2 separate regions of the Homo sapiens genome follow, and region 2 is linked to region 1. A link is a loop called in an ENCODE intact Hi-C map of the cell type or tissue named here. Cell type or tissue: heart left ventricle. All regions are shown on one strand. Links, peaks and the distances in the headings refer to the core of each region. The heading gives the core; the rest is flanking DNA.

Region 1 (12,564 bases), core at 2,270-10,269:
GGACTGTTCAGAATCTGCTCCCTCCTCCCTGTACTCTGATGTTCTTCACCTTCCCCTATGACCTCTGTCCCTGCCTGCAGCTCCAGGAATCTGGAATTGTCCTGGCTGTGGGCACTGCTGACTGCCCACCCTGTACTGCTCTCCTGCTCTCTCCTCATGTCCCATTACCCCCTGCCCAGCTCTTGGGAGGAAGGCGGCTTGTCCTCCTTCTCTGCACGCAGCATCCCCTGCGTAATTGACCTGGGGTGGAGAGTCAGGCTGAAGCGAAGATGACTTCCTTTCTGTCTCACTGGTGTGGATAAGAGAGCTTGTAGCGTGTTGCTGTTGGCTGCCCTGAGACAGACCACTGGGGCCACAGCCCTGGGATGAAGCTGAGGGTGAGGACAGTGAAACACATGAGGAGAAGGCAGCTGGGTCCCTGGTGGAGGCATTAAGATGCTGAATGGCACCTCACCTGGAGGCTGACTTGGACTCGAGTTACACACACTTAGCAATGGTTTTTGTTACTAGCAGCCCAAATTCAATAGATGTTGTTCATGCCTCCAATGCCTGTGCACACTCTGTTTAGACACAGGGTGAACACGTGTCCCACATGGCTGGGGACAGCACTGGTTTATGCCTATTGTTTGATTATCATTGGTAACCGCATCCCCTTTCCCTCTCCAGTGTTCCAAATCTGGACAATGGAGTAGGTGTTTCTGCTGCTGGAATGAGGCTGCACAGACATCTGCCTGGCACACTCCTAGCCAGAAGCCTAGAGCATCGCCTCCCTGAGGAGGCTTATCCAGCCTCTCTCTACACGTCCCTGCTTGCCTGAAGGGAATCCCGTACTCCTTTGTAACAGCCCCTGTCATGTGGACATGCTGGTACTGCATGCACTAGACTGCACTGAAATAACTTATATTTATTTTTATTAGATTGTGAGCTCAAGGGGAGGAACCACATGGCCACGTGTGCTCAATAGATGATTGTTAAAGACATAAATAAATCATTCAAGATATATCATTTTCATATAGTAGGTAGGGCCCTCTGAGCCACAAGGTGGCCATGTAATAATTTACAGGGGACAGAGCCTGACAGAGCCTTGGGCTCCTCCTCCAAGGTCATGGGCACTCACTGACCAGCCAAAAGCCGTCAGTGGAGGAATCTTCTGACCCTCCTCGGCTCACTCAGCAGCCTGCAGGGTCTGCCCTCAAGAACCTGGCACGGTGCTCTGGGCTCCATCTGGCCGGGGAGCTGGCAGCAGGACAACACCAACGATACCCCTAAAGGCCCCCAGCTGCTTGGCTGAGGATTTTGTGATGCCTGAGCTGGGTAAGGGCTGTCCCCTACTTCTAGAAGCCAAGGGTCATTTCAATGGACAGGGCCCCAGGGTCCCCACTTCCCATCTCAAAATGAAATGCCCCTTTATTCTTAAGCAGACATCAGGCGTCCTAGAACTGAACTCCATTTGTTATTTCTTTGTTGCTCTTTGTCCTCGTGCACAGGCCTGGGGGCTTCCTTGAATAGTTTCTCTATTGGAAAGACCTGAGTAAAGGGAGGTTGCATGGCTGTAGGTCTTCATTCTGTGTCTCCAGAGAAGGTTCCGTGCAGCCATGTGCTGCCTTCCCTCCTGGGCTGCCCTGGAAAACTTAGTTTATCAGATAGTCCCACCATCCTAGAACAGAGAGGGCAGAGGGGACCCCAGCAAAGGAGATGGCTCCTTAACAAAGAATGTGGGCATCTAGACAAGGAGAGTCAAAAAGAGTCCCCAACATCCTCCTAAAGCCAGCACCACCAATGAGAGTGACACAACCATTGGTGCTGAGAAGCACAGCTTGTGGCCCATGGCGGGGCAGCTCAGCACCCGGAGAGGCCTCCTGCCCTGCCTGCACTGTCCATGGGTCCCATATGGTCCTGGATTCTGAAAGCCCAGAAAGGCAGGAGCTGGAGATTTTGCAGAGATCTGTCAGAAGTAAAATACACCTATCAGAATAAACGCCTAGCATCATAACATGTATTCGGGAAGTTTTCTAGCATCATCTCTGCACTCCCACCTGCTGTCTCCAAACACAGATGGTCCTGGGCCCTCAGCATCACTGACTTGGACTTCTCAACCTCTGTGTATTTGCCCATCTATTTCTATCCGGCAAAACCGTACCAAAACTTTTAAACCCAGTTGAAATAACTTCTCCTACAAAGCCTGCCGTCTACGAGCTTCCAAAGTGGAAGAAATTGGGATTTATTTTTACTCCTAAAAACATTGGACCTCCTTGACTACAGATGTTAGGATCCTAGAGCAACCATGTGAGTGTGTGTATGTGCGCATATGTGTGTGTGCAAGCCCTAGCGACTGTCTGAGATCCCTTGGGGGGAGGCACTGTTTTGTCCAGATTCCCAGAAGTTTCTCTGTTTTGTGGTCCATGCTCTGAAACATTGAATGAGTTGATCACTTGCCTGAGGACTGGAAGGAGACTGCTGGTTTCAGGCAGATGAACTTGAAAATTATGAAGAATGATCTTTTTTCTCTTCTGGTTTGGCAAATAACTTTAATTCTCTAATGGAGAGCTTTAATTGGAACCTTGATTCTATATTCAGAGGTAATGGGCTTTACCAAAAATGGATTGGAGCAGTTCATAAATTTTTCCCAAAATGTTAACATACTACGGGGCCGATAGGGGTTGTTTAGCTTGGCAAAAAAAACTAGCATTAAAGATTAAAATAACAACTTCCTGGATTCCTGTGCAGGCTGCTAACTTGTCCTGGTGTCCTTGGGCCCTGAGTGGACAGTCGTGACATCATCAGTAATGACCATAAATCAGCAAGAATCCCAACCTCTTCATAGTTCTCTTGCAAGAAGTTTGAGGGAACAAACAGGCAGAGTGGGTGTCAAGGAATAATGACTGATAACAGCTAACTTCCTGAGTGCCCATGCCACCCACATCTCCTGTGAGGGCTGTGCCTCGGTGACCTCTGTAACCTCCTTCCAGCCTGCGAGTGGCTGGGTGCCTTCCCCAGGTCGTGTGGCTGAGAACATGTGACTGTACTGGATTTGAGAGTCCAGGTCCCTAACTGCTTTGCTGCACCTTCTCAATTAGAAATAACCTGCAGAGGTTCCAGAACAGAGAGCTTGGCTGAGGCAGAGAGGCGTACTCTGAAGGTTCGGATCTCGTGTTCTTCACTCCAGGCCAGGGACCATCGTGCCCCAGACACAGTGAGGCTGGGCTCTGGAATAGGTCTAGACTGGGTCTGGATCCAGCTCTGTGGAGGGACAGGGTACCTCTGGGCTTGTTGTTCATGCCCTCAATGCGTTGGTGTCTTCATCTGTAGAATGGGGTCTTTATGACATTTAAGGGAGACACTTCATGTGCAGGGCTCAGCACGAAATCTGGGCTTGCGGCGAGACGGAAAAGGAGAATGGGGAGGAGGAGGAAAGGCAATCGTGGCTGCGGGTGTTGGCAGGGCAGGGGGCAGAGTCTGTCTGTCCTCTTGAAATTGCTCCCATTTCTGTGGTCCTAAGAATGTTCAAAGAAAGAAAAATAAGTATTTGCAGACAGGCCCTCAGGAATCTGCTCCCCATGACTTTCTAGTGGCTGCCCTGTCTTTCAGCGCCTTTGGAGCCTGGTGCCCAATTGCTGCTTCTCCTTCACTCTTCCCCTTCTGCCCGCCCTTGCCATCTCTGGGATTGTGGGCTGGCCACTCAGCTGGGTGCCAGGGCTGGTGCTTGGGTTTGTGTGGGGGCCCCAGCACCAGTACTGCACAAATGCAGCCGGGCAACAAGTACTCTGTCCCCTCTCCTGCAGCTCCGCTGAGTGTTATACCCCAGCCCAGGACCATCAGAGGGTGGGACCCTCTGGACCACTCCCTTAAGAGTGACCTGCTGGCTATGGGACATCGGGGCCAGGCCTACCTTCCCGCAAAGTCACAGGGATGTTTCCCACAACTGAGAGGGTTTGGAGCTCTTCCACCCAGCAATCCCTTTGACCTGGAAACCAGGGGGAGAGATTTATGGATCTCCAAGTTAATGAAGCTCAAACACCAGCTGCCTGGGCTTCAGTGGAAGGCATGGCCCTTCGTTCACTTTCTCCATAGCTCTGCCGCTTTCACAGCCAGAGCCAAGATGACCAAATTCCTTACATAACCACAACACTAATTCATCATGTGTGTTTATAATAATGAACACACTTCAAGGCCATTGACAGAAAGCAGCCTCCTGATGGTTGAGTCTCCCTGGTCATGCAGTGCAAAAGCCCATCAGCCAAGCCTCGAGATCCGGGTGAGATGTGACTTATCTTGGGAATGGCTGGCTTTGAAAAATACACACAGAGTGACCCACGGCAGACCCTTAAGCCCTGTTTGCAAGCCCTCATGTATTCTCTGCCTCATTAAAAATGTTGTTTAAAATTGCCGAGGGATAATTAAACAGGCCTGTGGTTGATTTACGGAGGACAAACAGAGCTATGAATGCACAGAAATATTGTGTTGTGGGGGAGGCAATTTATGAAGATAAGGCTAACTGTTGACCAGAGGTTGGCCACAGAAGTGATGTGTCTTGATGATGCTTCAAGTCCACAGAGGCCCAAAGTGTCCAGGTATTACATGTTGACTGCCTGGCCCACATTTTGAGTTTAGTAGCTTTTTAATCTCAATACCCCAACTAACAAATGAAATGAAAGATTGTTGCCCATGCCGCTACCCCACACTCACAGACACATGTTTGGAATTTGAAGTGGAAAACAGGGTGTCTGACTGTGATACTGATGTTGGAGTGGCCCCCACTTCTCAGCACCCAGCCTTGCCTGGCAGCATGGTTGACAATCCCCCAGGTGGTTTTTATGGCAAGTTATAAATCAGAGGGTGTGGGTGCGACTCAGGCACATCTGGGTCCTCATTCTGGGAGTTCTTTGGAGTAGGATGGGGAAGGACATTGTCATTCTCTCTTTGTGTTGATGCTCTTAGTAAGCAAACAAAACACAGAATGTAGCCGAGGCTGCCTTCATAGAGGAGAACCATCCTAGAAGGCAGAGAACATGAGACTTATGAGCCCGTGACCTTCCCTGCCTGGCCAAGCTCCCTGCTGATCCAGGAGCAGCTTCGGTCCATGCCTGGAGTCCTGATGCAGGCCCTGCATCCTGGCAGCTCCTGGAGCTTCCAGCAGCTGAGCCTGGGGCTAGTGTTTTGGGGCCACAGTCTCTGTCCTGTTTGGTCCAGTCCCTCAGTGGTCGGTGGTCACAGGGACACCTACTTCCAGCCACTTTAAAAGATTTGGTCTCCACTGTGTCTGAGAAAGGCTCCTTCTACCCTGAGAGCTGTGTCCTGGAAGCCAGCCTGCACCAGGGCCCTCCTGGACACCTTTGTGCATTTACCCATCACTCCCTTTTGGCCACCTCTTGTCTTCTCAGCTCTGCCCTGAGCATATTTCCATCCCTAACGCCTCCAAACCTGTGACCCACCCCGCAACCACGTGCAGAGTTCCACACTGGAGCCCTGGGACCCGAGTCCTCTGTGCTTGGGCGTGAGGCCAAGCTTCACTTCCTCTGCCTGTGCACTCAGGGTTGCGTACCCTGAGTGCCCCAATAACTTCCAAGGGAAAAAAATTAAATCGAGCTCTAGAAATGACCACAGGTTGCATAGCGTTCATGACACATTTTCCCTGCAGGGTCCTATCTTGAAGGTGCTCCCAATATCATCAGGGTGACCGTGAGAAAATGGCCTGATCCTGGCTTCCTTTGTTGGCTCAAGTCTACCCACTCTTCTGTTCACCACCTTAGAAACTCTGCCCTCCTCAGAAACCCACGCTTCTGCTTCTGTCTTTCTGAATGTCCCTCTGTCCATCTCCAACAACATCCCCACATGTCCCAATTAATGAAACTGCCCTCCTCAGCGTTAGGCTATCACCTTTCCTTCTGTCAGAAACCGCCTCAGAATCTGAGTAACTCTTCCGGGCTCTGAACTCAAAGCTATCCCCAAATCACCACCAAACCTCCCTTTGTTCTAAGGAAGGAAACATTTCACCAGCCTGGTTTGAGTTACTGTGTGTACTTGGAAATATTTGAAATACTCAAAATACTCTTTCCTATAGAATTAAGTTGATTTAAACTGTCCTTGTCTTCAATTTGTCTGAATTGGTAAATTTATTGGATGGGAAAGTTAAAATCAATGACTATGTTTTACACATCCCCCACAACCAAGAAACCCAAATCTTGAAATAAAGTAAATGGTTACTTTATTCTATTTAAGTGTCCCCCAGACTTAAGGTAATCACATACTTGAGGCTTTTACATTTCTGTCTTATTTGTCAGTAATTCTAACCCAAGAGCCATTAAAAAAGTGGAACTTATTGTTTAGCTTGGAAGGGAAAGCTCCTCCTGTTCCGCAAATCACCGAGGCACCTCCCGTCCCGTCTACCGTGTCCCGAGCCTTTACAGCCAGGACCGGGAAAAGTCAGTTTCCTTTTTACATAAATAGGAAAGTCGTACCGCTGTGCATGTGACCCCAGAGACTGGCCTCTGCAGTGCACTCCAATCTGGTAAAAATGTCACTTCTCCCTCTCTCTAAGTTAAAGCATGTGGATGATCCGAACAACACAAGAATAAGCTAGAATGTGAAGCAGAGTCAATCTTATCAGTTAATAAAGTCAAGTTGTTGATTCAGAGAAGATTGGCCCTGAGAGGATTTCAGGAGCAGCAGTGTCATCAGAGCCGAGGCTTCATTTGTGGTTGTTACCACAAACTCTTGGCTGAACCCAGAGGTGGACAAGATTTGGGTATGTCTGCAGGGAAGGAAGCAGTGGTGGTGGAGAGGTATTTATGGGTTTTAAGATTTAAATAAAAGAAAAAACCACATTGTCATCTGAAAGAAGATAAATGGCAAATTGTTGAAGCGACAGGCCCCTAGGGACTAATTACTCTTCCGCAGTAATTCAGGAACTTCACCAGTGACTTACATTGACTTAACATGTCAAATGTCAGTTCTGTGTTATGAAATAAAAATACATGTTCTTTTAGTGTAAACAATACAGAAATGTTCTCAGATGTCCCAAGTTGTTAGTCATGTGGGACAGATTCAGTGCCCTATGATGCATGTCCACGGCTCTGTGCCTGAGGTTACAAAGTGTAACAGGGCAGCTTTATAGTTAAAATCCAAGTAGACACCTTGTTCATCTGGGGGCTGAGGAGCACCCACACCACCCCTCGGAGACATTCATGTTGCACCTTCAGAATGCAAGAGTGATCATGAATAAGTGTTCCTGACACTCCATTCTCCAATCTTCATTCTACTTTGGTTTTGGGGAGGTTGTTGCAGGACATTGATGGGGAGACCGCTGGCCAGCTGTGCCCCTGGTAGGGTTTCAGCCAGTAGCAGGGTGGCAAAGCTTACAGCACTGCGCTACATGGTGTGAGCTGCTTTGGTTTCTCATGGGGTATCACCACAGGTCAAATACAATGTGTCTGCAAACCAGGCCGAGAAGCTGGTGCACAGCTCACACGCTACACATGCTAACTCAATTGAAATAGGCTTTCAGCAACAGGTGCACACTAGTGCTTATTCTACACGAGGCTCCATGCAGGTCATAGAGGGCTAAGGTTCTGTGTTCCGTAGAGCAGGCCCTGTCTTGCTGCTTCTTCTCTGTGGCTTGGCTCAAGGTCTAACAGTTTACAGAAACCCAATCACTGTTGGTTGGCTTGAAGACAGGATCTCTGCCTACAAACTTTTCATAGTTTAGGAGAAAAATCCTATTAATCATCCAAGGTTCAACCAAGAAGAGAGGTCACTCTAAGTATTTATAACAGAGGACTCTCATTGCCCAGGTTATAGGAAGACTTTGAGGCCAGAGCACAGTGACATTGGAGGGAGCCGCAACCCTCCCTGGGTTGAAGGAACTAAGGAGGTAAGTAGTGCTATGGGGCCCAGGTACGAGGTTCACCCTTTGGAAGCTGGCGTCTTGGCTTCCCTGGCAGGAGCTGGACCCTCAGGGAAGTCTGCTGGAGATAGTGCTTAGGTGTGGGGAAAATGGTGATGGAGAAATACCCTGGCTTCCCCCTTCTTACCCCTCTTTTTAGCACCTCTCTCTGGGGTGAATCCCACCAGAAACCAATTGGCACATGAGCCAGGAATGACAGTCTAACAGGCTCAATCCTTCCTTCCCTGAAGCCCATCCCCATAATGCAGAGAGGGAAAGGGCTTGGACTGGCTCTGAGGGCAGACAGGTTCAGGATTGGCACATCTTCCATTGGACAGCATCCCACAGCCTAGGAATAAATTTCCTTTATGTATTTCATTCTCAAAATCCCCACAAAGACCCCGTGAATGGTGCATTTTTACCTCATTTTATGTATGAGAAATGTAAGACCCAGAAGCTTCTGATAAATGACTATAAACTCCCCAGCTAGTGCCCGGCTCAGCAGTACTCACGGTGGGTCTGTAACCCCCATTTCCCTCTTACCCTTGCTCTACGTAAACCTCGAAAGGCTATTTTTCTTCTAAGGACTTATGGGGAGATCTTTCTGCTCATGAAGGTTTTGCATTTTAGATTATTGTTCAAATTGTCTATTTCCCTTTTGATCTCCTGTCTAGTTGTTCTCTCCATGATTCCAAGTGTGGCGTTGATGTTGCCAAGTATTTGTATTGGTCTATTTTTCTCATTATTTATATCAGTTCTGCCCCATGTATTTTGGGGGCTCTGTTAGAAACATATGTTTATAATTGTTATATCTTCTTCACGAGTTGATTCTATTGTTATTATAAAGTGTCCCTGCTTATCTCTGATAACTATTTTTGTTTGAAAGTTTATTTTGTCTGATGTCAGTATGGCCACTCCAGTGTTCTTACAATTGTTTGCATGATTATTTCTTTTCCATTCTTTTACTTTCAGCCCATTTATATCTTTGAATCTAAAGTGTGTCTCCTGTAGCAAACATATAGTTGGATCTTGTTTTTCTTATCCTGTCTGATCTGATAATCTCTGTCTTTTGTGTTGCTTAATCCATTAATATTTAATGTTAATATCCATAGGTTTGGATTTATGTCAGCCATTTTACTTTCTTCTTTATGTCTCATGTCTTTTTTTTGGTCAAGTTTGGCATATAAAGCTGTATATTACAAAACTGGGGTTTTGGAATGCAAAATTTAATAGCATAAAGTATTATTTTGCTTTCTTTCTTTTGTGCGTGAATCTCTTCCAAGGTCTTCTCTAGGAGGAACTCAAACACCTCTTCTCCACCTTGCAAGTCCTGCTGAGTTGCTCTGGGAAGGGGTTAGGAAGGGAGGTAGGGATTCACATGCTTCTGGTAGAAGAGATGAGTTGCAAATAGGGAAATGCCCAGTAGCCCCTCAGCCACCACTCCTCCTTACCTGCATCTCTTCAGATCATTCTCTTCAAGTCATTTCAGGTGCATGAAGACATTGGTATCTGAATGGCCAAGAAATTCTCTTCAGACTTGCCCATCACTGTTCATGGGGACCAGAGGGCAGTTCTCTGTGGATCACAGTCAGTCTAAAGCACCTTCCCCTAAAGCTACCAACATTGAGGCATCAGCCAAGGCTTCCCCACCATGTGCTTTAGTCCACCCCGTGAAAGCCACAGGCTTGTGGCAAATGATAATAGGGAAGCTGATTTGGCAAAGTGGAAAACATGATATTATCAAGTGAATAAAGCAAACTACTAAATTCTACTCCTTGCTGGGACCACCAGGAATAACTAAGAATGCCTGTGGACAGGATTGAGGGGCGGCATGGGTCAGACAATTTTTTTGTCGTAGTTCAGTGGTGATGTGCCTACTGCTTCTCTTTTGTTACATGTCCTTCATTAGTGTCATAATTCTTTTTGGTTTTTGATGTAAGAATCAATTAAAAAAAGAAAAGACAAATTAAGGAAGGGCTGATGGAAAGAAGAGGTGGGGAGGGAAAGAGGTAGAGAGGGAGAGAAGACAAAGAAAGGGAGGTTCGATTTCATTTGGGCTGTAGGAAAAAGCTAATCCCCTCAAGTTTTAAGCCAGCTATAGTTGATGAGTAATAAAGGGAGGTCCAAACCTCATTTATGTTTTAATATTGACTTTGTGTAGTAAAAAGCAGGGAAAAATAGAGTGTCATGGGGAGTTCAAGACCTAAAACGGAGCATCTGAAACATAACCTAAAAAAAGGATACTGTGATTCCAATCCAAGGACTTTAATTTCATACAAGGGAATAGGAAACTGCATGGCCTGTAAAACGTTTTTTACGTTTGGTTATTTGCTCTGAGGAAGGAAGCCGAGGCTCATCTCTGCACCCCGTCCCCTCTGAGCTCTGCAGCGGACGCTGCTGCCGCCGCGCCTGCTCTGCCCGCTGCCCGTGACTCTCCGCAAGGCCTGTGCACTGCCTGTCACAGTCTCCTCTCCTATGATCGCTGCCCTCCCTTGGCTCCCATATCCTCTCTGTCGGAACCTCTGTCCTCTTAGGCCCCATGACCTGTTCTCACCTGATTCCCAAAACCAGCTGAGATGTTTCCAACTCCCTGGAGCCTTCCTGATCTCTGGACCTCATTTTAAAAGAGAAGCTGAATTCCCCACAGTTGTGTTTCTGAAGCTCTCAGACTCTCTCTTCCTAGGAGAAATCATCACCTGTTAGGTTGCGTCCTGGATACCTGTTGGGTGGTTTATGTCAGGTCATCTTAGCTGAGCTGGCCGTTATTCCTCAGAATTGTCTTCTCTGAATAGTTCCAAGGCAGCCTGAAACACATGTTGTGACGCAGAAGGCTGCAGCATGGGAGCAGCCTGACCACTCATAGGTCCGTGCAGGCCGTGTGCCTGACCCCCTGGCTCACCTGGTCAGCGTGGGGCAACTGCTGGTGGCCACTTTCGGGTCCTGCTGTGGCCCCCGCTCTGGCCTCTCCTACTAGAGATCAAAGCAGTTTCAGTTGGTCCTTGCGGGTCCTGTGCAGCCGCGGGGGCCACTTGGTCTTTCTTCCTACACTTGACATCTGTCATCCTCCTTGAATGCTTGCCCTGTCTTACAGGCTCTGGGCCACAGCCTCAGATGCAGAAACAGCAGCAGCAGCCCCACAGGCTGAGGAACCAAATCCCTGCTTGAGGCCAAACCCCTGCAAGAAATGTATTATTCTACAGCTACTGCAGTCCTGCTTGGCACTGGACCTCACAGATGCCCCCCTGTAAGCTGCCCAGATCGCTGTCAGGCAGGGCCAGGGATCAGCTCTGGTTCTTCTCTCTTGGCAAGTTTAGGCATAGAGCAGGCACTCACAGAACACAGGTTGGTTGGGGGCCTTGATGTACCCAAGCTAGCTGAGATGGCCTTGCAGACCCTGGCTGAGCGGGTCTGAAAAGAGCAAGGGCTGGCTGGCTTCCCATGGCTGGAAGAGGCCTTTTGGTTGTGGTTGTTTTGGGTTTTTGGTTCCCCTCATGGTGGGACTACTTGTCAGGCAGGTGCTCGGAGACAGGATCCTGACAGTTGTGGCTCCTCAGATGCCTTCATCTGTCCAAATGGTCTGACGATGGCTGTGCCCCAGGGCCAGGAGTGTGTCCCTGTGCAGTGTGGTGCTTCAGGCTGCCTGTGCTGCACCCTCCTGGAGCTCCAGGATGGCTCCTTCCCCTTGGATCCCTTGGACACAGATATCTTTGTGTCTCTGGTCTTTGGGATCTGGCCCCAGGCTCTCCCACAGGAGGACAGACTGTGGCTGCTGGCCTGGTTTGTGGACCCTAACGATGAAGTCTCTATGATGCAGTTAGGTCCAACTGACACGTGTTTTCTCCCATAACTCTGGCACGACCACTATGCTGCCTCCAGTGCTGCTGCCCACCCTGCACACTCTCTGCCCCACCCTGGTGAATTTCCCTGCTGACTATGGGGTGCCCAATTGGGGGAAGGGGGCAAATCATCCCCCTACGTGGATCCTTTCTGAGCTAGAAATTCCCAGTGTGAGCTGCTGTGTTGAATTTAAGAATGATGTCCAAATGTCATCAGTATCCATTGCTTGGCTCTGCTCCCAGGGCCTGAGGACAAAGCAGGACTCTGTGGTCACAGGCAACAGGCCCTGCTCACTGCCTTGCTCCACCAGGTGGGTTAAACGGCAGCTCCATCTCCTCCTGCCCGCCTCAAAGCCTGGATCTACAAGGATGTCCAGGTCAGTGCAGCATCACAGCAAATGACCCCAGGCTTCCTTCTCTCCATTGTTTCATAAAGTTCTCTGATGTGCATGTTACCATGGTTACAAATCCATCAGTACATTGCTCTCCAAGTGATCAGAGACTTTCTGCTTCTTAGTAGCTTTTGGTCACTTTAGAAAGGGCCTTGGATGTCTAGAGAGGGGGTGTGGGCAGACATGAGATGACCACTGAATGACCTGTACTTCCAGTTTCGGGGCTCTTGGGGCTGGGGTGGCATTATGGCTGAGTTGTGTTCTCCCAAAACTTGTATGTTGAAGCCCTAACCCCCACTACTGCAGAATATGACTGTGTTTGGAGATAGAATCTTTAAAGAGGTGATTAAAGTTAACTGAGGTCATCAGGATAGGCCCTAATCCAATACAACTGATGTCCTTCTAAGAAGAAATGAGAACACAAACGTGCATAGGGGGAAGACCATGTGAGGAC
Region 2 (12,564 bases), core at 1,709-9,708, 55 kb before region 1:
TTGAGGGTCCGATTCCGGATGGAATATAGGGCCATTAGAGGCGAGGACTGAGGGTCGGTAAGGCTGGAAGATTTGTTGGAAGGTCAGTGATGTGGCTGTTGACGTGCATGAAAATGAAGATGATGAACCAGGTACCTGACATCCGGCAGTTTATAGACAGCAGATCCCTAAAAGGGTGGGGCAGGAGGCAAGGTAGCTGTCCCTCGATACCTACAAGCTGTGAACAGAGTCCCCAGGACCCGTCCCTCTCTTGGGAACCACAAGCTGATGACTCTTTGGCTCCCACTGGTTTTGCTTGGCTTGCACAGGGTTAAAAGCTGAATTTAAATGTCCTGGGTGGGGCCTGTGTTTTCCAGGCCCACCAGTCCCATCCGATACCCAGACACCTTTACTCAGGTGCGCCACCTGCCTGGGTTGTGGGTGTCTGGGAACTGTCGCGGGAGTGCCGCCAGCCCGGTTTTGTTGTCCCATGCAGAGGCGGTGGTCCAGCCTCAGACTCTTAGCTGCAGGACTGACAGTGAAGTGAGAGCATGCCTTGCCCTTCCCTGCCTCCCCTCTGCAAGCTGTTTCCCCAGGACAGGACCCAGAAATGCCCCCCCAGCAGCCCCACCACCATCCTGCTCAATCTGGAAAGGGAGAGCAGAGAGGAAAAGAGGAGAGAGTTTGTGGAGAAACAGGGTGAGACAACGATTGGAAGTGGGCAGGGAAGACCAAGGGAAAGATATGGCCTTCTCCTGGGAGTCCAGAAGTGATTGTTATGTCTGGGAGCTCCCAGACATGTATTTTCCAGGTCCTGGGATTTTAGTTACAAAGTTCTGCATGAGCTGTGAGTGAGGTGGGCTGGTAGCACAGGGCTAGGAGTGATGGTTCACACACGATTCTTCAAGGGGCTGGTAGAGGGGCACCTCCGAGAGGGGGAGCTTCAGGGCCAGGGAAATACGAAGACCCGAGCAGAGCTGAATGAGTTAGAACAGGGGGAGGTTGTTCTTCTTCACTGCCCAGCCTGCCCCCATCCCAGCTGCCGGCACACGAGCTACTGAGACCCAGGCGTGTGGCCAATCCACAGGAGGTGGGCTGTGAGTGTGAAGTGCATGGCAGACACACACGAGCTCAAAGACCTGGCCTGAAGAGAAGAAAGCAACCGATCCCATTAATAAGTTATGTGAAGGTTACATGCTGAACTGATAATATTTTGGATGTATTAAGTTAAATAAATTATATTACATGATTTTACTAGTTTCTCTTTACTGTTTTTTTTTTTTTTTTTTTTTTTTTTAGTGTGGCTCCTAGAACATTTGAAACTATGTATGTGCTTTGTATCACACTCTATTGGACAATACTAATCTAGGCTCTTCTTAAAGCTCCAGGAGCAAAATATACAAACACAGAAGAAAACACACACGTGCACGTGGACACACACACACACACACACACACACACACACACACTCTAGAGGGTTTCAGGCAGCTCCAGCAGCTGGAAGACAAGACTGCTCGAGATAAGTCTGTTGAAACTGTGATAAATTAAAAAATAACGCAGACCACCCCCGGCCCTTGGGGAGCTCCTGCTAGTGCTCAGTCCCCATTGTGCCAGCGCCTGACTCCTCTTTTCCTGCCCTCGCCTCCAGCCCAGTTCAGGCTGCTTCCCACTTTCTGAACGCCACCACAGACTCAGGGTGTCAGATGTGCTGGGAGAAAACAAGCGCTTACATTTCAGAAATAAGAAATCTTTTTCTCAGGCTTTGGGGTTAATGGTATGAGAGTTTCTGCATTCCAGCTGCTGTGCTGGGTCTCTGGCAGGCCAGCTGTTCTCTGCTCCAATGGAAAACATAACTAAGTAGTCATTTCAGTGTGTAAAAAGTTCAGCAGAATTGTTGGAGCTATCACCATAAATCAGAAATGACTTTCTTTAGGGACTCGATTGCCACTTGATTTAGCATTTCCTGGCACCTTGCCTATCATAGAATGAAGCCATGATTGCTTCCTATACAGAATGTTATCTGTAAAACATCTCACCAGAAGCCCACAGAACGCTGACCAGCCTGCAAGTTTTGATAATCTATGGCTGGCCTTCGTATTGAGAATAAATTTGACAATGGGACCCATTGTTAAATTAGATAATATATTTCATGGAACAGCTTCCAAATGAAAATGGGGTTCATACAGTTTTTTACATATCATTTGTTCCAGAAAAAGGAAAAATGGACTCTGTTCAAGGGAGAAAATTCAGTGAAATATTCATACTGTGAAATCTGAGAAATTATCCTAAGCAAACTACATGCTGACATGCTTTGTTACTGTATGAATGGGGAAATGTGAATCGGCTGAGGGAAGGGTAGGGTGACAGCCGCATGATGGAAATGTCGAGAGTTCCCTTAGCTTAGTTCCTTACATGTAAAGAAGGAACAATGTAGTTGGGAAGGATCACGGGGAAGGTCTAGAAGACTCTCTCCAATGCCCTGTAGCTTTTCCTGGCATGTGCGCTGTCCAGAAGAGAGGCCCAGAGGGGAAGAGGGAGGCTGTAAGATTTGTAGGTAGAGATTCTGCCTTTCACAAAGCCAGGGAGGCACTAACCCCAGCTGACACTTGTCATGGGCTGTGAGCCATGAACAGGCCAAGAACAGGGGTGAACCTCGCTGGCGCTCAGCAGAGAACAAGGGCACTTCCAGGAAACTCCCAGTGGCTTCCAAACTGAGAAAAGAACCAAGGGCAGAGACGCTCCACTCAGGCCATCTCAGAACGGCTTGCTTCCTGGCTCCCGGGGCTGCTGAATCAGCATAGAGAACTGAGAACTCGGTCTTCTTCCCTGCCCCTTCCCTTGGGTCGGAATAACTCAGACCGGGATCCCCACTAATGGTTCTGGACAAACATTGCATTCCCTCTGTAATGTCGAGCACACAGATGAAAATCACCAGGAGAATGAGAAGATAGCACAGTTCAAAAGGAGGAAGCACTCTGAGGAATCAGGGGAAATATTTTCCTATAAAATATAGTTTCTGAAAGAGATGGGAAAATTTTGAGAACACTTCTGATCTGTGTTTCCAATAAACTTCAAATGAGCATTTCTTCTATGAAATTCGAGTAGAGAACCATAAAGAAAAAAAACAAACAGGGTAGGGAAGGCTGTGAGATGATTTAAAAAATGTTCATTTCAGAAATGGAAACGGGGAAGGGGAGAGCAAAATGGACCTTTCAGTAAAAAAGGTTTTATAAGAGAGAAGTCAAATTTGACATCACAGAAGTCAGAGGAAGAGGATAAGAGAAGGTTAATTAGAGAAAATATAGGAAAAGCATGGGCTGAGATATATTTAATTTATAAATATTAGGCATTCCAGAGAAAGAACCTCCAAAAGTGGAGCTATCATTAAAGAACTATTTGGTGGAAATTTTCCCAAGTTAAAGAAAGACTCTTCAGAAATCTAGATAAAATAATGAAGGGCTTTTTTTTGCCTAGACTTACCCTGATAATTTATTTTAATTTCAAGAAAAAGCCCCCACAAATTCAGTGAGGGTCAAGGCGATAAAACTTGGTTCCTGTTTCTTTGTAACACGAAGACAATGATCATCAGTTGCAGAAATGTGACCAAGAAAAGTATGGTGACCCACATGGGGTTTCCAGATAAAATGCAGGATGCCCAGGCAATATTGGGGGCATTCTTATACCAGAAGCGTTATTTCATGTTTATCTGAAATTTAAATTGAAGTGTCTGTCCTGCATTCTCCCATTTTGGCTCCCCTAGCTGCCATGCAGACATTGAGATCCCAGTGCAGAAAAGCTGCGTTCTCTTGTGAACTTGAGAAGTTCAGACCCCATGTGAGGGTCTGGACAGACAACAGCCACAAAAAAATGCAAACAAGAAACATCTTAGTGAGTCATTTTTAAGCCAACTGAGTGAGGAATCAAAATATCAAATCCAAAAATGGAGAATTCATGATATAAAATACTAATAAAAATAAACAAATAACCTCTTCCCCCCAAACAAACATAAACTATAGAACAAAATTAATGTAATTCTCAATGGGACATTAAAACACAACAAGAATGCCAAAAATAATTTCCAAAAGAGGACACATGGTTAAAAATATTAACTAAGTAATAGTTATCTAGTTCAAATAACCTACTGTATCACTAAAAATTGGGAATTGAATGGCCAGAAGACAAGATGTAAAAGTGGAGTATATTCCTCATATCACACAGAGAAGGATCAATTTATATTGTCTTTTTTTTTTTTTTTCCTGAAGAGGGGTCTTGCTCTGTTGCCCAAACTGAAGTGCAGTGGTGCAATCACAGCTTACTGTAACTTTGAACTCCTGGGCTCAAGTGATCCTCCTACCTCAGCCTCCCAAAGCACTGGGATTGCAAGTGTGAGCCACTATGCCAGGCCTATTTTTGATAATGAAAATTAGAGAAAGTAGATTCCAGTGCATACTTATTAAATGTCATTACTAACAGAATGAAAATAGTAGATGTGAGTTCCAAATCACAAGGGAAAAGTCAGGTTAAAAAAGTAACCTCAATATAAAAGGTGTATTAAAAATGACCATAAAACAAAATAGCAGAAATAAAATTAAGCATATAAATCATGTTAATAAAATGATCAGGATGAACTCTTATTTTGAATCACAGACTCACATTTGGTTAAGAGTAAAATCTAAATACTGCGTTAGTGTACCCAGTTAATCCAAAAATATTAAAAATAAGGCAATGGGCAATGATATAGTGAATGAATCCCAACAAAAAGAGACAGGAGTGTGAATATGAACAGGAGACAAGGTGGAACTCAAGGCCAAAACAGCTAAAAGAAAAAATCCACAATGAAAGAATGACAATTTTGCACACTTCTATGGTGATTAAAAAAAAGCATCAAATGTAATTAACAAAAGTTTTAGCAATACAAAAGAAAATAAGGGAAGCACTGTTGTTGTAGTAATGTTAACAAACTTGTGTTGCAAGAAATCACGTGGACAACAACCAATAAGGGAGTAGAGGATTCAAACCATGTCACGTATTTGTATTGCACAAATGGATAATGTATTTTTCCAAATATACTTAGAATATTGATCTACAAATTGATCATAAAAACATCTTAACACACTTCCCAATTACCAGTTAAAATTTGCATTAGTGCCTAGTTTTTGGTTGTGTCATAAAACACCCAGTGCTGTTGGGGGATCCTCACAATGATGGCTATTGTTATCATAAAATATTGACTGAGAGCCTGCAACGCACATGTGCCCCTGCAGGGTGGCATAGACGGCGAGCCCAGGGAGGCCACTGACATGCATTCAAGAGAAAAGAAAAGAAGCCAGGCTTTGGTCAGTTGTGAATATACCATCTCCTGACTCCCAAGCATTGGTTCATCATCCAGCTGGCAATTGTTGAGCCTCAGCCAATGGTGGAACCAAAATCTAGTATCTCTGGAGTAATTTCCATTTCCAACAGAAGGAGAGTGACTTTCACTGACTCTTACTCTCCATTTGGATTTCAGGCATAAGTGCTTCATGGTGGAGTGAGAATGGCTTGCCCTGGAAGGGTCATGTTTTAGAAGGAGTGATCTTCATTGTGAAGTCTAAACTGTTCTGGAAATATAAGCTTTGAAACCCAGGTAGGCAGGTTTCATTTTAAGCAATATTGCAGGATCACAGGATAATTATTGGTTTATAAGGTGATTCTTCACTGTACAAAGTATCTTAAATACTAAACATGCTGATGTGTTGCAAATTTGATTAGGTTTTCACAAGACTTCTCTAGAATGTGTTTATGTGTACCTATGAGGAAAAATTATTGACTCTTTTACCAGGGCTGCCAACAGGGTCTAAAATGAGACCACAAGGCTCTCCTTGACAGGAGTGGTGTGCTTAAAGACAAAGTCACCTGCAAGGTTAATAAATTATTTTTAATAAGTAGATAATGGAGAAAAAGCATGAAAATGTTTCCTTCAATATGTGGCATGGGCTCCATTCTAATGTGATTCGGCGGTGACTTTGTATTTTTAAGGAGCTGAACTCCTTGGCTGTCCTCATCCAGGTTTGCAGAATCTGACCAAGAATGATGTTGAACAGCTCCTCAGCCATAAGGCCCCTGAAGTTGTCAGAGCCCCACTTGTCCTGTCCTGGGTCACCCTGCTTGTCACAGAATGGAGTCCAGTTCACATACTCCCCATCTATACCTAGTTCCATACATACACAATCTTATCGTGAGCTCCTTTTAATTTAAACACTTACATCAGTTATTTACAGCTGCATGATTTCATTCCACATGGTGGTGATATTTTTTTCTCCAAATATGGACTCATTGGATGGTCATAAATAAAGTAATCTGGGCGTAGGAAATGGAGTATCCTTCCCCCGGGGTCATTCCAGGGGAGGCAGGGAAGGAAGAGCTTCGCTATTTCGGGAAAGCTGGTGGACGCTTCGGCTCCGAGGCTGGCTGGGAGGGCCCATAGCTAGGCGGCAGCTGCCCTCAATCTCACAGCTTTAATGAAGGAGGGCTGCCGGATTTACATTGTTTAAACACTTAACGAAATTAGCTATGAAAAGAAGGATGGGAGGAGCCCTGGGTAGTGGGGGAATTTAGGCCTTCTGTCTTCACACACTTTACACACACACACACACACACACACACACACACACACACACACACACACACACACACACACAGTGATTTTCCTAAGAGGCTGCCAGTAGGAACTGGCAAGAAATTATGTGCCTCTTTACAGCAAGATTAAAAGCAACAACAGTGACAAAAACGCCTGTTTTGGAAAGCTGTGCCTGGCAGGGGCTGGTCAGGACTTTGGCGCGCTGGGCCCATGGGCTGCGCTGATTTGGAGCCAGCTCTGGATCAGCAGGGTGAGCGGCTGGCCTAGGGCGGTGGATCTGAAACCTAAGGATGAGATCCCAGGGGCTTCAGTGCCAGGAATGGAAACACTGGGATGGAGGTGGGAGCTTGCAGGCCCAGCCTTCTGAGGCTCTTTCAAATTATTCCTGGTCTACTAGATTTTTAGTTTGGCTCTAGTTGGTTAGAACAGAATTATGTCTAAGAATGTTAAACATTGACTGTTTCTCAAGCTGGGGTGATCTCTAGTGGATGGCCACAGAGCTCTGTCATTGAACCTATTCTCTTCAACATTTTAATCAATGGGTTGAATGGCATCATGGAAGACATACTTACCTAACATTCTAGTAACAAATATAAAAGCGCATATGAAATAGAAAACAAAATCATGAGTGGAAATAAATGTGAAAAATAGTAAATTGAGCTGAGATCAACAAGGTGAAGCTTGCAGGAGTAAATGGAAGATTCTAAAATTAGATTCCAGAAATCCATTTCATAAGCACAATATAGGAGAACCCTAGCTGGGTGGATACGACAGACACATCAGAAAACCCTCTGTGGTTCTGGTTAAGTGAGGAAAAATCATTGACTCTCCTATCAGGGCTGCCAACAGGGTATAAAATGAAGAGACCATGTCTCTCCTTCACAGGAGTGGTGTGCTTAAAGACAAAGTCACCTGCAAGTTTAGTAGATTGCTTTTAATGAGAGAAAAAGCATGAAAATATTTCCCTCAATATGTGACATGGGCTCCATTCTAATCTGACTCCATGGTGACTTTGCAATTTTAAGGAACTAAGCTCAAGGCGAGCCCCACAGAGCCAGGACTTGCTCCCTTAAAAAGCCCCAGCAGATCTGGATTGCCTCTGAGGCGAGAGACGCCCCAGGCCATTGCTACAGCACTGCTAGTGCCATGGCTTTCTGAATTAACAGGTGGACACTGTTTAGTCCTCTTTAAGAAACAGGATTGACTCTTTCCCCTAAATGATGTCATGAAGCATCTTTGATGAACAGGATTTGTTTCTCACAGTTCTGGGGGCTGAGAAGTTCCAGACCAAGGCACCAGCAGTTTAGTGCCTGGTGAGAGCCTGCTTCCACATTCATAGACAGCACCTTCTCACTGTGGCCTCATATGGCAGGAAAAGCATGAGAGAGCTCTCTGGGATCTCTCAGGTCACTCATCTCATCACAGGTTGCCACTGTCATGATCTCATTTAAACCTAATTACTTCTCAAAGATCCCATCTGCAAATACCATCACACCACGAGTTAGGTTTCAACATATGGATTCTGGGGGGACAAACAGTCCATGGCACTGTCCTGTAGCCCCTAAGTCAGCACCCTCTGCCCTGGGCGTTTCTCCTCTAAGGTCCACATCACCTGGCACACTTTATCACCATGAGCCTACCCTGTGTTTCCTGAGGATCTGCCACCTCCTTGGATCATCATTGCCCCTCCTTGTCATTCTCCTCTGTTGGCTGTTTCAGAACTCAGAGGCCCATTATTACCATGGGGCTATTGTTACATCTTCCCGGCTGGTCTCTCCTCTTTCCCAGCATCTCCTTCTTCTCCCTCTGCTGGAATAATGACTTTGGTGGGTATGAATTTAATCACCCCAGCCCCACTTACCATCTTTGGCTGACTCCCAGCTGCCCAAGGTTGCAGCCCAGGTTCTGACCCTGGCCTTTACCCACGTTTCCTGCCCTGACCCCATCTCTCTGTCTGTGCTCACCCTCCCAGCCCTCATTGCTTCCCCAGTACTGGTTCCTGCAAGCTGCTTGGTTGATGCTCCAGTTCCTCCTTTTTCTTCCTCTCTGCCTGGGGAACCTCTCGCATCTTTCAAGGTCAGGATGAGAGGCTCTGCCTCAGTATGTCGCAGTACTTCTGCCTCCTTGAAAATTAATTGCTTTTTCTTGGGATTCTAAAGGTTTCTTTGCCATTTCTCTGTAGAAACAAATCCTGAATTTGAGTTCCAATTCTGTCCCATACTTGCTGGTGACTCTGGGCAAGTCCTGACAGGCCCTGGGGAACTTGGCCTGTTAGAATCCCAGTGTCTTTTTGTAGAAAGTCAGAATAGTAGTGGTTACCTCTGTGCTGTGGACGGAATTGTGTTCCCCCAATTCATATGTGAAGTTCTTACCCCTAGTGTGATAGTATTTGGAGATGAGGCCTTTGGGGAGGTGATTAGATTTAGGTGAAGGACTTGAGGGTGGATCCTCATGATGGGGTTAGTGTCCTTATATGAAGAGACACCAGAGAGCTTGCTCACTCTGCCATGTGAACACATAGCACATAGGCAACTGTCTACAAGCCGAGGAGAGAAGTCTTACTGGGAACCAACCCTGCTGGAACCTTGATTTTAGACTTTCAGTCTCCAGAACCATGAGAAAACAAATCACACTTGTTGAAGCAACCCAGTCTGTGGTATTTTGTTATGGCAGCCTGAGTTGCTAAGACACTTGGCAATTGTCATGAGGTTTAAATATGATTCCATAAGCTGTACTCTGTGGGATGACCCTGGCAATCCATAACCCACACACCAATGGAACTGGCACATACTGGGGGTCTCAAATTATTACTGCTGTTATTCTCATTATTATTTTAGGCAATTGCATGAATCTATTTTCTCTCCTATCTTGCTAGCTCTTTGAAGATAGGACCTAGTCTTATCCATTTTTCTATAACCCAGAACTAGTCTAGAGTTTGGCACATAATAGTTGCCTAATGAATATCTGCTACATGAATAAATAAGCTTATATTTTAATATAATATGCTGTTCATTACAGAAAGGTCATCAACGTAATGAAGTAGCTTACAGGTAGTACAAATAATGAGCAATAATTAATTATGTGCTTTGGGCCACTTTTCATGCAGTACTGAATTCTCACAGGAAGTCTCAGACGAAGACACTGCTAACTCCACTTTCAGAGAGAAACACTGAGGCTCAGAGCTAAACTAACTCGCCTCAGAGCCCACATCCTGGACTTGAGCCTCAGGGTGTTGCATGCCAAAGCCTGTCCTCTTCACCCCAGCTTCCTGGGCATTGGAGCGGATCCATAGTGTTAGATATGCAGTGGGAATGGCCCCCATTCCAAGCCACTTCCTGACCTGATGGCAGCACCCTGCTAGTCCTCACATGGAGCCCTGGAGAAGCCGGGTTCCTTAACCCAGATTTGAATCAATAGCCTCACACCTGGTATGCACATCCAGGCCAAGTGTGGCTGAATGGGGAGCATCTGTTCTGGAGACGGCCACCCTCATGGGCTCCTCTGCTTCCTGTCCCTTCGGGCACTGATTTATGGCACACAGCAGGGAAGGGCCTGAGCTTGAGCCCTGACCATCGTTATCATCACCATCTTCATTCCAGTGCAGTGAAGAACATTCTGAAGGTAGAGATGAAGGTCTTCTTTCTGAATGAAGCTCCTTGCATGATTCAGGGATCTTCCTCTTGAAGGCACCAATCATTTTGACTTTAATGCATGCACTCTGACTTACTTGTGGTGATCTCTCCTGGAAATACATGGAAAAATGAAAAATAGGCTAACTGGGGAGATTTCTTAAATACCAGTTTGTATGGCTGTGTTAACCTGAATGATTAAATATAGGATTGTTTTTTAAGTTACACATTGTGGGTTTGTGTTTTCCTCATTAATATCAATTGGTTCATTTATTTCTGCTTGCTCTGAAGCCACAGAGTTCAACAGAACTGCCTGTGTGTTTGCTGCATCTACTAAACTGCCATGATCTTACTGAATATATTTCTTAATATCCTTTTTATGTATGTCATTTTTGTTAAGTTCTTGAACCAGAACTGAAAAAAAGATTAAAACGTTATCTATTTACAAAACTTTTTTTGATGTTTTGGTAACAAAACAATTTTGCACTTAAAGTTCCCACTTCAGATGTTATTCTTTCTATTTTTTTTTATTTTTTATTATACTTTAAGTTCTAGGGCACATGTGCACAGTGTGCAGGATTGTTACATATGTACACATGTGCCATGTTGGTTTGGTGCACCCATTAACTTGTCATTTACATTAGGTATTTCTCCTAAGCTATCCCTCCCCCATACCCCACCCCATGACAGGCCCCGGTGTGTGATGTTCCCCGCCCTGTGTCCAAGTGTTCTCATTGTTCAATTCACACCTATGAGTGAGAACATGCAGTGTTTTGTTTTCTGTTCTTGCAATAGTTTGCTCAGAATGATGGTTTCCAGCTTCATCCATGTCGCTACAAAGGACATGAACTCATCATTTTTTTATGGCTACATAGTATTCCCTGGTGTATGTGTCACATTTTCTTAACCCAGTCTATCACTGATGGACATTTGGGTTGGTTCCAAGTCTTTGCTATTGTGAATAGTGCCACAATAAACATACGTGTGCATGTGTCTTTATAGCAGCATGATTTGTAATCCTTTGGGTATATACCCAGGAATGGGATTGCTGGGTCAAATGATATTTCTAGTGGTCCTTGAGGAATCGCCACACTGTCTTCCACAATGGTTGAACTAGTTTACACTCCCACCAACAGTGTAAAAGTGTTCCTATTTCTCCACATCCTCTTCAGCACCTGTTGTTGCCTGACTTTTTAATGATCGCCATTCTAACTGGTGTGAGATGGTATCTTATCGTGGTTTTGATTTGCATTTCTATGATGACCTGTGATGATGAGCATTTTTTCATGTGTCTGTTGGCTGCATAAATGTCTTCTTTTGAAACGTGTCTGTTCATATCCTTTGCCCACTTTTTCATGGGGTTGTTTGATTTTTTCTTGTAAATTTATATAAGTTCTTTGTAGATTCTGGATATTAGCCCTTTGTCAGATGGGTAGAATGAAAAAATTTTCTCCCATTCTGTAGGTTGCCTGTTCACTCTGATGGTGGTTTCTTTTGCTGTGCAGAAGCTCTTTAGTTTAACTAGATCCCATTTGCCTATTTTGGCTTTTATTGCCATTGCTTTTGGTGTTTTAGTCATGAAGTCCTTGCCCATGCCTATGTCCTGAATGGTATTGCCTAGGTTTTCTTCTAGGGCTTTTATGGTTTTAGGTCTAACATTTAAGTCTTTAATCCATATTGGATTAATTTTTGTATAAGATGTAAGGAAGGGATCCAGTTTCAGCTTTCTAGATATGGCTAGCGAGTTTTCCCAGTGCCATTTATTAAACAGGGAATCCTTTCCCATTTCTTGTTCTTGTCAGGTTTGTTAAAGATCAGATGGCTGTAGATGTGTGGTGTTATTTCTGGGGCCTCTGTTCTGTTCCATTGGTCTGTATCTCTGTTTTGGTACCAGTACCATGCTGTTTTGGTTACTGTAGCCTTGTAGTATAGTTTGAAGTCAGGTAGCGTGATGCCTCCAGCTTTGTTCTTTTTGCTTAGGATTGTCTTGGCAATGCGGGCTCTTTTTTGGTTCCATATGAGCTTTAAAGTAGTTTTTTCCAATTCTGTGAAGAAAGTCATTGGTAGCTTGATGGGGATGGCATTGAATCTATAAATTACCTTGGGCAGTATGGCCATTTTCACAATATTGATTCTTCCTATCTATGAGCATGGAATGTTCTTCCATTTGTTTGTGTCCTCTTTTATTTCACTGAGCAGTGGTTTGTAGTTCTCCTTGAAGAGGTCCCTCACATCCCTTGTAAGTTGGATTCCTAGGTATTCTCTCTGAAGCAATTGAAAATGGGAGTTCACTCATGATTTGGCTCTCTGTTTGTCTGTTGTTGGTGTATAAGAATG

What was found. A loop is a pair of places that touch in the nucleus more often than their neighbours do. Peaks named below come from ENCODE experiments on the same cell type or tissue, not always from the same donor. Only the 100,000 strongest peaks of a DNase experiment are listed, where the experiment ranks them.
Region 2: a loop joins it to region 1, with 2.0 times the contacts of the local background. A loop is called at or near these places in 2 of 110 quality-filtered maps.

What each region holds. Positions count from the first base shown.
Region 1 is chr10:43,958,845-43,971,408 of GRCh38, forward strand. All of the region lies in intron 4 of LINC00841 (long intergenic non-protein coding RNA 841), which reads left to right. Among named protein-coding and RNA genes, the nearest start is that of LINC02659, 53 kb to the left of the region's middle. In heart left ventricle, for the core only: no CTCF peak of the experiment used is centred there; a DNase peak (open chromatin) is centred at 6,417; H3K27ac peaks cover 3,301 bases.
Region 2 is chr10:43,904,055-43,916,618 of GRCh38, forward strand. LINC02659 (long intergenic non-protein coding RNA 2659) reads right to left here and starts at 8,315. Exons shown (of 3, transcript NR_184145.1): 1 at 8,239-8,315; 2 at 1-167. It overlaps LINC00841 (long intergenic non-protein coding RNA 841), which reads left to right and starts at 5,242. Exons shown (of 5, transcript NR_136147.1): 1 at 5,242-5,315; 2 at 5,489-5,605. In heart left ventricle, for the core only: no CTCF peak of the experiment used is centred there; DNase peaks (open chromatin) are centred at 6,422 and 6,851; H3K27ac peaks cover 4,485 bases.